2 separate regions of the Homo sapiens genome follow, and region 1 is linked to region 2. The links are chromatin loops, found by intact Hi-C in ENCODE. Cell type or tissue: A673. All regions are shown on one strand.

The links. Hi-C counts contacts between places; a loop is a spot of excess contacts. Peaks named below come from ENCODE experiments on the same cell type or tissue, not always from the same donor. Only the 100,000 strongest peaks of a DNase experiment are listed, where the experiment ranks them.
Region 1: it touches region 2 in a loop (30-fold over the local background); 1 of 110 quality-filtered maps calls a loop at or near these places.

What each region holds. Positions count from the first base shown.
Region 1 is chr6:140,285,054-140,287,553 of GRCh38, reverse strand. No RefSeq gene overlaps it. Among named protein-coding and RNA genes, the nearest start is that of MIR3668, 81 kb to the right of the region's middle. In A673, no CTCF peak of the experiment used is centred here; DNase peaks (open chromatin) are centred at 673, 1,063, 1,783 and 1,903; H3K27ac peaks cover 2,327 bases.
Region 2 is chr6:141,634,289-141,636,788 of GRCh38, reverse strand. It overlaps the pseudogene RPS3AP23. Among named protein-coding and RNA genes, the nearest start is that of GJE1, 500 kb to the left of the region's middle. In A673, no CTCF peak of the experiment used is centred here; DNase peaks (open chromatin) are centred at 958, 1,688 and 2,108; H3K27ac peaks cover 2,500 bases.

The sequences.
Region 1 (2,500 bases), 1.3 Mb after region 2:
AATTTCCTACAAAATAAACATTCTTTTGTTTACCTTACAACTTAACATGAAATATGCACCAGCGTATCTTTAAAAAATATCTCCTGTGTAGGGTCATACTTACACAAAGAGGATGTTTTCTATGGAATGTCAGTCCCAGAAGGCAAGCTGCAATGATCTGGGAGGATCAAATATTGGAGGAGCGGGGAAGATAATAAAGCAATCGTATTTTGTCAGTCTCCTTGTGCTCACTCAAGAGTTTATTATAGCCTCGATGACACACTTAAATCAAATATTTTCTAAACCAAAAAACACATTACTGGATTTTTTAAGTGCTTGATTTTTAAATCATGTTTGTGGATTTTAGAAGGTTCATAAATTCTCTTAAATTGCATTTAAAATTTATTTTTGTATCTGTGTATATGCTTTTTGAGTTTTTGTTTGTTCCTGGGAAAATAATTCTTCATTCTTTTCAAAGAAGTTCAGAATCACTACTTCGGAAAGTATCAAGAGGTATTCACATTGTACACTGCCAAAAGATTAGCATTGCATTAGAAGATATCCAGAATATGGCAAGAACAGTATGTATGGGAGAGCTGGCATAATGGTCGTGTAGGCAATTATCCAGAGTCTGAACACAATCTTTCAATGCCTGAGCCACAGAAAAAATAAATGTAATGATGGTAGGCATTATGTAATGGTCCCTATCACACACACACTCACACACACACACAAACACACACACACATACGATAAGAATCATTTTACATATGTCCTTCTTTTCCTGTCCTTTTATCCATAAGTGTTAGATTAAGTTATAGTATGTGTAGGGCTTATATTGTGATACCCAGTGATCAATTTATTTCTGTACCGTAACGGTCTTGGAAATTACATTTGAAAAATATCAAATTAATTTTAGATAAAATAATGCTTAAGATAAAAGGACCCTTTATACCTTCAATAATTTATGACATAGTTGGATAACATCTACTTAGGATGGTGCTGCATGCTTGATGGAGGCTTAGAAATAGCTTGTTCAGCCATGTGGGAGGTTGAAGTAGGAGAACTGCTTGAACCCAGAAGTTTGACGCTGCAGTGAGTTATGATCACACCACTGCACTACAGCATGGATGACAAGTGAGACCTTGTGGAAGGAAGGAAGGAAGGGAGGGAGGGAGGGAGGGAGGGAGGAAGAAAGGAAGGAAGGAAGGAAGGAAGGAAGGAAGGAAGGAAGGAAGGAAGGAAGGAAGGAAGGAAATAAGAGAGAAATAAAAGAGAAAAAGAAAAAGAAAGCAAGCTTGTTCAATTTCCCAAGAATTATGCTTTTATTCTAAAACATACAGAGCCCAATAAATAACAGACACTGCTCTCAGTCTGAGTTCTAAACCATTTGTTAAATGATAAAAAGAATTCATATGTATAAAGAGCAAAATATCATTGATTACCAGTGAAAATTTGGTAATCAATTAGGTAAAAAAAAAATTAGGTAAAAATATAGGGCATAGCAAAGATGTATGTTGTAACAGTGGACTTTCTAATATCAAATGGCATAATTTGATAGACATTTCCCCCACTGTACTCCCAATCACAGGCAATGCTATAAAATCCCTCCACAACTCCCTTGTTTATGAAGCATTACAATTAAGGCATGGTGTTGCAGTACAGAATCTGTGTTAGTTAAGCTGAAGGGAGGGAGAAAAAGACTGTACACTCTTTATCCTCCTAACTCATCAGTAAAGTAACTCTCTTTTCCTTCCCTGGAAGAAGCCAGGAGTGTTACAGAAATGTAGACCCCTCTACATGAAGGGAAACGTGTGTGGTAACAGTGTTGTCTTCTTACAAGAAAGGGTCTTATGAGCTCAGAGGCTATTTGTTAGCACCAATCCATGAAGAGATGGGGTTACCAACACAGCTGTAGATCCTAGCTGTGCCTTCTCCCAGCACATTATTTCCCAAATATTTGTGGTAGCAGGAAGAGGAGGAAGCAACTCTAACCCCAGAGCAGCTGAGTTAGCTACAATCACCAAGTACAGCCACGTCTCCTGGGTTTTGAATGATTTGAGAGAGCAGCTGCTATCTTATTCTAACATTGGTATAAGAACATGGGTTTAAGGGAAAATCAAGCAGGTTTTCTTCTTTTTAATTCTCTAAAAAGACCTTGTAGCTAACATCTTCCTAAGCTTCAAGTAAGGGGGAGGGGAATTATGTCCTTCAAATTGAATTAAAAATAGTGGATTATTGATCTTCCTATAAACATTTTTCTAATATTTGAAAATATCTGCCATTTTCCATCATAATGTTTAACCTGAGCATTGCTTCTTACATTTGAACCTATGACTTTATTGTTCTTCCTTGGTTACCAAAGTGAACAAATTTTCTTTTTCCTTATCAGCTCAAAAAAATAGTAATTTACAGGCTTGTAGATTGCTATCACGTATCCTGTAGATATCTACTTCCTATGCTCATATCATTTTATGTTGTACTTTCTGTGGTCATAAGAGGTCATATAAACTTTGTTAAG
Region 2 (2,500 bases):
ACACACTGGGGCCTGTTGTGGGGTAGGGGGAGGGGGGAGAGATAGCATTAGGTGATATACCTAATGTTAAGTGACGAGTTAATGGGTGCAGCACACCAGCATGGTACATGTATACGTATGTAACTAACCTGCACGTTGTGCACATGTACCCTAAAACTTAAAGTATAATAAAAAAAAGAAGTGGCAGAGAATAATATAGTTCTTCATCCAACATACACTGAGTTCTAAAAGATCTATGTAGTTTCCTGTTTTTAAGATTATAGATTGGGTTGAGGAATGGTTATAAAATGTGGCAAAAAGGGAGCCAAGAAAGTGATCAATTTTCTAACAAAGATTGGTATGACGTAAAAACACAAGCTATGTTCAGTGTAACTAATATTGGGAAAACACTAGTCATAAAAACTCAAGGATACGGAATCACATCTTATGGTCTCAAGTATGATTGCACCTGATGGCCTCAAGTGATGTGTTTTGCAAGTGAGATTTGCTGATCCAAGGATGATTAAGTTGCTTTTATAAAATTCAAATTACTTAATGAGGATGTTCCGAAAAAAACCGCCTGATCATCTTCTATGACACAGATCTTACCCATGAGAAGTGACCTCCATTATCAATTTTTAAAAAATGACAGACCATTTTGAAGCTGATGTTGATGTTAAGACTACCAATGATTATTTGCTTCATCTCTTCAGTGCTGGTTTTACTAAGAATTGCAACAATCAAATTTGAAAGTCCTCTTATGCTCAGCACACACAGATTCATCAAATCCGGAAGAAGAAGATGGAAATCATGATCCAAGAGGAGCAGGCAAGTGCCTTGAAAAAAGTGGTTAATAAATTAATTGCAGAAAGCAGTGGAAAATACCTAGAAAAGTTTGCAATCCATTTATTCTCTCCATGATGTCTCCTATAAAATAGAAAACATGTTGAGGAAGCCGAAGTTCAAGAATTGGGAAAACTCTTGAAGCTTTATAGAAAAGCAGTAATTTTGAAATGCTACTGAGAATGAGACAGGGGCTAAAGTTGAATGACTTGATGGATTTGAGTCAGCGGTCCAAGAGTCTGCTTAAAATTCAGATTTTTATTAGAGACAAATGAAGAGTTTTATTTAAGAAAGAAGGAAAGAAAGAAAGGAAGGAAGGAAGGAAGGAAGGAAGGAAGGAAGGAAGGAAGGAAGGAAGGAAGGAAGGAAGGAAGGAAGGAAGGAATCCTGTTTGGGAAAAAGACTTGAACTTAAGAGCACACATTCTTTTAAAATAATCCTTAGAAAATGAGAGTTACGTCTTTCAAATGATTACAAAATCCGGATTTAAACAAATAAAAAGTTGTGACTTACTTTCCAATTCCTCGAGTAAATTTTATAAGCAAAACATTTTATTTTAATTTAATTGTGTTTATTCATGTTTTCTGTAGTAATTCTCCATATTGGTTAAAAAAATCCTCACTATTTAGTGAGACTGTCTCCTATATTGACCCCAAGTATTCTACAGTTTTGCATTTTACTTTTCCATTTTAAAACTATCTCTAATTTATTTATAGGTGATAAGAAAAGAAACTTAAATTATTTTTGTTCCAGTTTTCAAATATGCCTGTGTGTATATGTACATACATACAAGGAGCCTTTAAGAAGTTTATGGAAAGTGTGTATGATGAAAAATCTATACGTGGATTTCAAAAATTTTTGCACCAAAATAAACTTGCACTAACTTGTTATACCATGTCTGAACAGGATCACAGGATCTAGTTTGAGGTACTAAGAAAGATAAGACATCAGTTTGAAAAAAGTCCCTATCAGAGCAACATGAATTCTGCTAAAATTGAAGCAGGAACAAATGTCAATATTATAATGGAGCTTGGGTGGAAGGAATGATGAATTTATTGATACTTTATTAAAAGTTTAAAGAACAATACCCCAAAGAAATAAACAGTTTACAAATAAATAACTTGTTTTAAGAAGGGATGAGAAAATGTAGAAGTTGAAGCTGGCAGTGGCAGACCATCCACATCAATTTGCAAGAAAATATTAATATCATCTGTGCCCTAATGGAAGAAGACCAGTGATTAACAGGAGAAACAATAGACATCATACACATTTCCATTTGTTCAGCTTACACAATTCTGACAGAAATGTTAAAGTTGAACAAAGTTTCTACTTGATGAGTGCCATAATTGTTATTCCCTGATTAGCTGCAGAAAGGAACAAAGCTGATGCAAAACAAGTAAGATCGAGATTCTGAAGCCTTTCTCAGAAGAATTGTAAAAGGAGATGAAACGTGGCTTTACCAGTATGATTCTGATGACAGTACATTGAAAGCAGTGACTACCAAGAGGTGGAAGTGGTTCAGTCAAAGCAAAAGCAGTTTGGTCAAGAGTAAAGTCATGGCAAAATTTTGGGTGGATGTTTAAGACATTTTGCTTGTTGACTTTTGGAAGAGCCAAAGAATGATAACATCTGCTTGTTGTGAGATATGCTCATCTCTCATCTGCTTATTTGAGAAAGT